Regions from separate parts of the Mus musculus genome. Here region 1 is linked to region 2. A link is a loop called in an ENCODE intact Hi-C map of the cell type or tissue named here. Cell type or tissue: heart. All regions are shown on one strand. Each heading gives the region's core, and the rest is flanking DNA. Links, peaks and the distances in the headings are about the cores only.

Region 1 (5,376 bases), core at 299-5,298, 55 kb after region 2:
TTCGGCTCTGTCCACAGAAGGGAAGCGAAAGAAAACGAGATGACAAAGCAAGTGGATTGAGCACTCCAAGACTGGTCTCAAAGAGAAAACAACTCCAACTCAACAAACCCATGGCCATTAAAATCACATGCTTAGTGCACAGAGACCTGGTAAATTCTTTTCCATGTCAACATTCTGCTATATTTTGATAGCACATGTTAAGGATACAATCCCACACACCTGAAAGTATGTTTTTTAATATTGCTAGGATAAGGACAATAAGCATTACTGGTATGATATAAAAATTAAAGGACCCATGCACTCACCCGGCTTCCCTTAGAAAATCATTTCCAATCACCAGTTTTTCTACTCCTTTATTATTAATGATCCCAGGATTTCAAATGTAATACAACAGTTAAATGAGCAATGATGACTCAAAAATAGCAATGACCATACAGTGTTAATGACAGGTTAACAACCCAGGGACCCGATGGTTTCTATAGAAGAAAAGGGATCATTATTCCCACATGCTCTCCCCAGTAAGCAACAGAACGTTGGTTTCTCAGGCCCCCTCAGTCAGAAGGATTCTTGTTCCTCTGAACTCTTCTGGCACTTGGTCCATTGACCTCCTGCACTGTGTCACAGCCTTGCCAGTCTTGATTAGCCTGAACCCAAGTCCTTGAGGGAAGGTTCCAAAGATGGACCTGCTAATGGCCGGTGGCTGAAAGGCCACAGTAAACTCTAGCTGAGTGAGCACAGGCCAGAATCAATATCCGGACAGCTACAATCTGCCCATTTAAATTCTGCGTCCAATCCCAGTTCCTATATTATAGGAGCAGAATGCTACATCACTTCATCAAGAAATTAACTTAATTAGTCTTTCTAAAAAAATTTGTTTAAACCCAGTATGAACCAAACACCCAAAATGAACACTTCAAAGGAGCCCCAGGATATTTTAAATGACTGCTGAATGAGTATAGTATTGCTTTGAGAAATGCCTCAGAACCAGCCTCTGGAAGACAGACTGGTACTTCTAAAACAGAGGTGGCCCACAAGTTCTGGGCTCCCCTCAATTTGAGGTCACTTTCAACAACTTGGATCTTTGATTTAGACCATTTTATGGAAGATGGGAGGACACACCCAGGATGAGATGCACGGGTTGAGCTCTTCCAATTAATTACAGAGGACACCTGCGACAGCCGGCTGGGTAGTAGCTTCCTCTATATAGAGGGAATAACTAATGAAACTCCCTCTCCACCGCAAGTCACAAGTGGATTCAATTTACAGTCATCGCCGCTGTCGTGTGGGAGATGTTTTTAAGCCTTTGGTGACTCAGATCACTTTGAGAGCAAGAATAAAGCAAAGAGAAGCAGACTGGCTCTGTACTTCACATATCTTAAAATCCTTTCTAACTTCACCCAGCATGGAGAGAAAAAATGGCTGCACCAGAAGACCCTAGATACATTGTTTCGGTTCCTAGGTGAGAAACTAGTTACAATCCGCCCTGGTTTTGCATACAGGATACAGAGGTTGGTCAGGGCACAGGGGAGAGTTAGAAGTTCCTAAGGGAATGAGGACCAAGGAGCATGCCAGCTCTGGAGTCCATCATTAGCCCAACCCACAGCAGTGAACAGCGCATGGCCCCTCCTCCCAGTCACCCCAAATCTGATGATGGGAAAACAAACAAACAAAAACAAAAACAACACAGTGACTTAGACAGCAGCCGGATGACCCTACCCCAAACAGATTCCTTCAATGCACTTGATCTGACCTCCTCTTTTACAAGCACCATGGCTCAAAATACATAGAACAAAAGACTGGCTCTGGGCAGCCATAAAGAACCGCAGCAGCCTGCTCCATACATAATTCATGATGCTAAGAGAGCAGCCATCAACATCATTTATCCTTTCCATATCTTAAATCGGGCAAAAGTTAGCAGATACTATTTATAAAGTCTCTTATTTCCATAGGAACCTGCCAGTTGTAAGAAATAGGACCACTTACAAAGCTAAGACCACAAATCTTCTGGAATGTATGCACCATCCATCAGAGCAGGGAGGCTAATAACCCTAAATAAACCAATTAGGTCAGCGGTCCTGTGGAGACCAATGTTATCAGATCACTTCTGCTTTTCTGTTTTTTAAAATAAATGGCCCAGTTTTCATCTCACAGTGGTCAAAGTTGATCCTGAGCTGTACGCTCAAATCAAAGGGTCTGGCATTTGACATGACAGTTAAGGACAGTTAAAGAGAAGCCTGAAGAGAGGGCCCTGACTGTGCCCAGGGTCAGAGGACTCAGTAGAGCTCAGGTCTGCCCTCTTAGCATCCTGGACTCTGTATCCTTGGTCCCCAGGGACGCTCTGGGGCCTTTTCTATTCATTCCGTCTGAATGAGCACGAGTAGCCACTGGACTTCATTCTCACTCAGTTCTAATCCATCTTCCTCGCAGAGCGTCTACGAAATGCAAACCCAGCAGTTCCAGCTGACTGTTCAATACCGACTTCCACTCACGGGGAAAAAATCACCAGGTCTTATTTTAACATTAGATGGAGCTGCCAAGAGTTCTCTTCTAACCAAATACATAAAATAGGTACATACCACATTCACATCGCAGGGGTGTTGGTGACTGAATCCTTCAGCTCCTAGCATGTCTGCAACCCTCATCCTCCCCATAGAGCACTGTGAAACGCTGCAGGCAGGCATTTTTCTGGATGTCTTTTTGTGCCCTGCCCACCTGGCTCCAGATGGATGCTTTCCTCAGGCCTCTCATGTCTCCAAAGGCCTTGGAATTGATTGCAGAGCACTGTAGCTGTTTACTGCCTGCTCGTCTTCCCCAGCTGCCGCCTTACTCTCCTCTGACAGGGCATAAGCTGCCTGTGCCTATCATTACAGAGCCCTAGCCCATGTCATAGTCCAGTCTCTACACTGAAACAACCGCATGCATTTCTCACGTCATTTCATTCTTCCTTCGGTTAATCCCCCACTTTTGACAGGTGGAAGCTATTGTTTTTCTGATCACAAAGATTGTAGGCTCTGGGGGACAGCCTGGCTTCTGCTACGGCCGTACGCCCAAGATATTTAGCCCTCTCAAGTGTCAGTGTTACTTATCTGTGAACAAAGATCACAGTAATCATAGCCTACATTGATTGAGTGTTTACCATGTAATAGAAACTGTACTAGAGCCTGGGTGCCTATTCATTTATTTAATCCTCACGACCTCTAAGGACATAACGACACGGGTGTGAAGGCTTTGGAACAGAGAGAATTTTCCTCTCGGTTTCAGATGAAACTGAGACTTTCAGATGCCAAGTAGTTTCCTAAAGGTCCCAGCCTGTGGCTTTGGACTTCAGGTAAACAGAAAGGAAACAAGGAATGGCTCTTTTCCCTGGTGCTACATTTGCACAAAGCAAGAAAACTATACAGCAATTCTCTCTCATCTCTGGCTGCAGTAAGGGAGACACTTGTTCTGTGTCAACTTCCATAGGAAACCATGTGGACTCCAGACAAAGACCAGATCCTTTACAGAAATGATCTGGGTCAGAGGACGGGTGATGGCCAGAGGGAGGGATGAAGCAGAGAGCTATTCAACGCACAGCTAACACACAGCCAGGCTCCAAGCATAAAATGATCCATGGAGCGCATGCTTCAGCATCCTCAGAGGCGAGAGAGCATGTGTCCATGCCCGGCTGTGAACAAAGCCACCGACACACCACCAGATTCTTCAAAGGCAAATATTTGTCCACGGCTAAAGAATGGAGTTCTTTTCTAACAAAGAACAATGGACACCATTCTACCTCCTTATTCTCCCTCTCTGGTTCTTAGTGAGTTATGATCTCAATGGAGATCCCCCATGAATAAGCGTGGCTGGCATCACAAATGGCACTGTAAATCAGAAGGTTTATGGACTGTAAAAAGATGGGTGGTTTGAGGATCTGGACCCTGCAGCTTCTTCCTGCCTGCAGAACACCTGAGGCTGGAGACACAGCAATTTATCTGGTCCTGGAAACAAGTCACCTGTTCCATTTTGGGTTTTTTTTGGGGGGGGGGGAATGTTGTTATTGTTGTTGTTGGGGATTTTTGGTTTTGTTTGTTGGTTTTGGCTAGGTGAGAGAATTTTAACAGCTCTAGTAATCACCAAGATGCAGCCAGCCCTCCTATTTGGCTAAGCATGACTGCAGTATGTTCCGGAGAAGCTCAGCCTCATCCACAGAGCTCCAGAAGAGGCTGCAGAGGAGACGACTCTTGCTAGAAATGCTGGCTGGCTACACTGAAACAGAGCCAAGGCCAGAAGCCACATTCCTGAAATGACCAAACAGACAACCAGTACCCCTGCCTACTTTCCCGTATACCATGAAGAGAGGACAGAAGCAACATAGTAACTAGGGAAAAGCCGAGCCCTGTCTGTTTGTATTTCAGGAAATGCAGAGGCTTTAAGACTTGAAATAAGTTGAAAAGAACACCTGCTTCATCCAAGAGAGGGACAGTGAAAGAGACTACCAGGGCTATGCCACTCAGGAGCCATCTGGGTACCAGCCATGTCAGGGAAAGGGACAGATGTATGCTACTGAGGGCTCTAAAGCTCCCCCCTCCCTCCCCGCTGTATCCCAGGGCACAAAACAGCCAAGTTCTCAGCAGACAGGGGAACCAATTTTGGCACTGAAGTATTTTGGAAAAATCACATTTCTTTTTTTAGTACTTCCCATGCAATTCATGAGTGATACTTGAATCAAAGTCACCTCAGCCATGCCATGCACGTAGAGCGTTGCATTGAATATATATATATTTTTTCGTGGCATGTTCAGAGACAATGTGAGCCACCCTGGCCATCCATACTATCTGCAGGGATTTGTGCACTGATCAGGGCGAGGAGAAAGATTTCTAAAGAACATATGGTGAAGACTGATTTGAAGCAGCCGAGTCTGATGATGTTGGCTTCCAGTGGCCTTCGAAACACAGGAGCAACAAGAACAGAATTTAATTCAATTTAATCCCATGGCAAACACTTGAGTGCACTAGGTTAGACCCATTCCAAACTAGACATCCGGTACTGGCTCTGTCTATTCTGTATCAAGCTTAGGTCTAAAAATATGACGGAGTGGAACTTGAAAGGCAACGTGAGGACAGACTGACCACCCTGCCCCCAGCAGAGAGGCAGAGGCAGTGTTCTGAATCAGTGGAACATGGCTTACGACCAATTATTTTCCATTGATTTCTTACACGGACCAAGCATTATTCTCTCTGCCGAGGTCTTGTTTTGATCAGTAATCTTCGCGTATTTATAAACATGCAAGATTTGTAATTAGGGCTATGTCTAAATACCGCATCACACAATAAGAGATGAATTAAGCCGTGAAAAGAGTAATTACGCTCAAAGCAATAGCATTCCAACATGCATCAA
Region 2 (5,376 bases), core at 126-5,125:
TGTAGGTGGGTAAACCAAAGCCACATTCACTCGCTCGCTGCCATTCTTGGGGCAGATGATCTCTGCCACCCCTTCTGGCCTGGGCTGGCTCAGCAACTCCCCTGCAAAGAAGAGAGAGAAATTCATTAGGAAATAGGCCCCAAAGAGTGGGACTAATTTACACAGAGAAATACAGTACTTTCAAAGGAGTAAGACATGTAGTGAGAAAGACTTCAGATGAGATGGAGGACCAACATGTAGCCAGCATGGCTGGACTATAGAGCTCTAGCCTCAGTTGCTGGGATGCTCAGTGCATCACCACAGAGAAGGTTCTTATGTGGTGATGGTGGTAGTGGAAAGGTGGACCCTCCAGACAAAGGAAGCGCTCATCGCGACCCTGCTCACCTGTGCACCTTTCTTTTCAGACTGATTCCTGAGATCAGCCAGGCAGGGCTACCAACCAGGGCCTCGTAATGAAAATTTAGGCATATGGGGCATTTCCGCAGAGCTAGCAGGCTCAAAACAAAGCTCTGTGCAAACAATCCGGCCATGTGGCGGGCTCAAGGTGTTTACATGGTAAACAGCAGGACCACAGCCCAGCATCCTGGAGCAGGAGAATTTCCCAAGTGCTGATTCTAAAGCACACAGGATTACCTCATGACTAAGGTGGGCCTAGGAAATCAGACACTAGCCACACCTACCCATCCTCTTTCTGCGTAAGATCATTGACTCCTTGGGAGGAGCAGCGACTTCCAGTCCTTAGCTTCCTCCTCGTAGGTCCCTCATCTGGGAACCTGTCCGTCCTCCTTCGGTCCTCAGGTCCAGCCGCACAGGCTTAGCTACTTAGAGTACTCAGTTGACAGGATCTGGCTCTTGATAGTCCTTGTTTCTGTCTGGCAGCCCTGCTCAGACCTAGGAGTAAATAACTCCAACCAAGGATACAGAAAGCACGCCAAATCGGGGAAAGACCCTACTGAAATCCATCAGTTTGGGTAGTCATTTGAAGTTCTAGACGCTCCAGAGTCTATGCTGGCATATAATGAGAGAAAGTCCTTTTGCTTAAAATCCTGTAGTTTGGACCAGTAAGGTGGCTCTTCTGTGTTTTACGTACTTTCAGCAAGCCTGATGACCTGAATTCAATTCCCTAGAACCTCCTCCACAAGGGTGTCCTCTGTTTACATATACCCACCATGGCACATGCAACACACACACACACACATATGCACACAAATGCATATAAACATACATGCACAGGCAGACACACACACGCATGCACACACGCACACACACACATTCATGCACATGCACACACATGCATGCACACACACACAAGCATGCACATACATATGCATACGCACACACACACACACACACACACACACACACACACACTTAAAATTCTGTATTTCTGAACACCTCTTCTTCAGCTGAGCTCACAATGATGGGGCATGTGCCAGCACTGAATCAGAATCCTGGAGTGTACCCCACATCAGTGCTTACCATGCCCCACTGAGCAGGCAGCACATCCTCATTTTGCAAATGAAGAATCTGCTGTCTCACTTAGGGTTTCTATTACTGTGATAAACACCACGACCATAAACAAGTCAGAGAGAAAAGGTTTTATTACACCTTACAACTCTCAGGTTACACACCATTGCTAAGGAACTTCAGGGCAGGAACTCAAACAGGGAAGGGACCTGGAAGAAGGAGATGACTCAGAGGCCATACACGAATGTTGCTTACTGGCTTGCTCAGCCTAGTTTTTACAACCCTCAGGATTACCAGGCCAGAGGATCACCCACAGTGCTGGGTCCTACAGTGAGCTAGGCCCTTTACATCAATCACCAATCAAAAAAATGTACCACAGGCTTGTCCAGTGACCAATCTGGTGGGGACATTTTTTTTCCCCAGTTGAGGTTCTCCGTTCCAGAATGACTATGTCAAACAGACATAAAACAAGCCAGCTCAGGGAAGTTATGAGATGTACCCAGCAACAAGGGTTAACTAGTAGAAGGCATGGGAGAACCCTTTGCTGCCAGACTTCAGCACCTCCCTAAGGCAGGGACTGCTTCTCTAACCAGGATGCATCTTTCCTGGAGGGGCTGCCTAACTTCACCATTTTAAAAGGAATTTAGGCACTGACGTATTTATACTTTTAGAGGCACATTCATTCCCCGAGCAGAACATTTTTCTGCGTCTTTGCATAATAAGAACTGAATCTAATTTTAGTCCGCTCACCAAGTTACTGCCAATATTAAGCTATTGCAAACGTTAGTTTAGCGCCATGAGCTGGTCTTGTGGATACCTATGTGTCAGAACTGTGTGTCCTCCAATACCTACTAGGAGATGAGCAACAACAGCAGAAAGAGGCCAGCTACAAATGGAAACATTAAATGGGGTCAAAGGAACATAATGGACCCAAGTAAGAGCAAGCCAGAGCTGGCTGACTCCTGGAAGCCATCCAGCCTAGCGTCACTGGTTAAGCCAGATGTCTGCGTTTTAACAGAGTTGCTAAGAGTTGCGAGTCTGGGAAATCCAAGCAGCCTACAGTGACTCACAGTACTACCAGGGCCTTGAGGACAGAGTGCTTTCAGATGGTCCTGGCTCCTCTTTGGTATATTTTCTTTTCTTTTATAAAATTAAGTAATTTATTCACTTTACATTCCAATATTAGGCCGCCTTTCTTCCCAGTCCTCCCTCTCGCAGCTCCTCCTCCCACTCCCTTCTCCCCTTCTCATCTGAGAAGAGCCTCCACCTGGCCAGGTACAATCCCCTCAGGTGGGCACATCAGTCACTACAGGACTAGCTGTATCCTCTCTCACTGAGGCCAAGGTGGCCCAGTTAGGGGGAACAGGATCTACAGGCAGGCAGCAGATAAAGGGACAGACCCTGCTCCAGTTGTTGGAGGACCTGAATGAAGACTAAGTTGCACATCTGCTACATATGTGGGTGGGAGGTGTAATTTTTTTTTTTTCATTTAAAACCCAAAGCCTGAGCACAAGCTGGGCATCCCTATTTTCCCACTGGAAATTCTCTCCTAGTTGATTGACATGCCTCAGCTTCATCTGCTCCAGGCTGGCTGAGTACCCAGATAAGGACTGCAGGTTCTGAGCCCTACCCCATGCATGGGTCCCTGGCACCAACCACACAGAGCTGCTTGACTGTTGGCAACACTGTAGCCTTTGGTGAGCACAAGGCACAGAACTGGAAATAATTCAAATACTTTTAAGCCTTGGTTACCAACTTCTATAAAAACAGCAGCTTTGATAGAGTCAGCTAGATGGTTTTCTTTAGAGCTGGGTGCCCCCTCAGAGGTCAGAATTCGATACCCAGGGTGGCAGGTCTGGTAGGTAGGTGCTGCTGATCTTCGAAGCTGAGACCTTGAGCTATGCCCATGAGACTGTGGACCCTGAGTCAGTCTCTCACGCTGCTTCCTGGCTGGAGAAGTGAGCACTTACTTGCCCATGTGCTCCTGCCATGGCGTGCAAGGCCTAAAGTAATGGGCTGCCTAGCCTTAGGTTTGACTCCAAAATTCTAAGCCTAAATAAATCCCCCTTTACTTCAAAAGTAGCCCATGGGTCTTTTCCATTATACCAGCTAGACTGGTGGTTCTCAACCTAAATTAACCCAGGGAAAAAAGAGAAAACACCCACTGTCTCAATGGATATTAAATGAGTGTGTGCTGTGTACATGATGGTGCACATATGCACTCTCTCAATCCTTACAAGCATGTAAGACAGGGACAGTTATTTCCAATACATAGGAGAGGAAACTGGGCAGGCAAGATGGCTCGGAGTGTAAAGATGCTTGCCAACCCTGGTGACCTGAGTTCAAACCCTAGAACCCAGAGAGGAATGATGCCTGCATCTTCCTCTTACTTCTACACACATGCACTCACAGAGAGAGAGAGAGAGAGAGAGAGAGAGAGAGAGAGAGAGAGAGAGAGACATACAGACACAGATACACAAATATACACACAGACACACACACAGACATAGAGAGATGAACACATAAACATATGTACATACACATATGCGTACACATACATACATACATAACACACACACATATATGTGTGTATATATATATATATATATATATATATATATATACATACATTCACATATAGACAGTGAGGTGGTACAGACAGACAGACACAAAATAAAAATATAACACAAAGGAAGACTTGCAGGATATATAAAGTTTACCAATGGTCACAAGAGGAAACAGTGGTATCAGAACTTAAACCAAGAACCACCCAATTCAATACTTAAACACCATATCAGAATGCCCTGTGACAGAGATACTGTGATAATTAAATTAGATAACACACAAAAAATGCTAAACACCCTATCTGACATTTCATAAGCTTGCAGCAATAAGATTCTATAGAAACTGGATTTTCCAAATATATAAAGAATTCATCCAAGCACAATGAAAGCATGCAATTCAGGTTAGACCATCAGTTATCACAGGCAAAACTCTGCCTCACCAGAAATATAAAAAAATTCAAGTAAAAAAGTTCGATTCTATTACACGTCTGTCATCCATAGCAAAGTAAGCCAAAGTGATAATTCCCAGAGTGGGTGGGCACTATAAATAGTTATATTTACATAGGGCAGTATAGCAGCAGATTATGTAAAACAATTACATGTAGCCTGGTATAGTTCTGCTTTCCAAAGCCTGCTTATGGGGATGGAGAGATAACTCAGATGTTTGTTTAGAGAGCTTCCTAATCTGCCAAAGGACCAGAGTCTGGGTCCCAGCACCCACCCACCTCAGGCAGCTCTGTACACCTGTAACTCCAGCTCCAGGGGACTTGGAATACCTCTTTTCATCTTTGTGTATACACACACACACACTACACGCAGCAGACAGACAAACCTGCCTAAAGGAAGTCAGTCTTTATTTCTGACAAAAAATTATAACATTACTCTGTTTACAATATGGAGACACGTGGGAATATCCTCCTGTGTCTTGCTATGGGGCAATGCTGCTCTGGCCCACTACAATGAGTGATGCCTTGTAGAGCCAGAAGGTTATGAGACTGCCATTTCCATATCTGTCTTGAAGCTTCATTCAATGTGGACTCGGAGTGAATGGGCCCTTAGGGACTGCATGGACTTAATCATTTACTCGTTTCACATTTGGCTTTAAAGGATGATCTCTCTTCTTCCTCTGAGAAAGTGTGCACAGGTGGTCATCAGGGAGGACACAGATGTCAGGGGCCTCCTGAATGAAGCTGGCTGTCTGCTGAGACTACTATGCAGCCTCCTGTGGGCCTCAACCCTGTGAAGAATTGCTTCATTACTTGGGCTCAAGATTTGTGCCAGGAGAATGACAGGTGACTGCTAACAACTGCTTTTCCCTCAGTCGAAGAACAGAACACCAAGTCCT

The links. Peaks named below come from ENCODE experiments on the same cell type or tissue, not always from the same donor. Only the 100,000 strongest peaks of a DNase experiment are listed, where the experiment ranks them.
Region 1: a loop joins it to region 2, with 1.8 times the contacts of the local background. A loop is called at or near these places in 7 of 42 quality-filtered maps.

What each region holds. Positions count from the first base shown.
Region 1 is chr8:35,604,625-35,610,000 of GRCm38, reverse strand. All of the region lies in intron 1 of Mfhas1 (malignant fibrous histiocytoma amplified sequence 1), which reads right to left. Among named protein-coding and RNA genes, the nearest start is that of Gm16793, 18 kb to the right of the region's middle. In heart, for the core only: no CTCF peak of the experiment used is centred there; no DNase peak of the experiment used is centred there.
Region 2 is chr8:35,659,393-35,664,768 of GRCm38, reverse strand. It overlaps Mfhas1 (malignant fibrous histiocytoma amplified sequence 1), which reads right to left. Exons shown (of 3, transcript NM_001081279.2): 2 at 1-101. Among named protein-coding and RNA genes, the nearest start is that of 1700015I17Rik, 57 kb to the left of the region's middle. In heart, for the core only: no CTCF peak of the experiment used is centred there; a DNase peak (open chromatin) is centred at 2,438.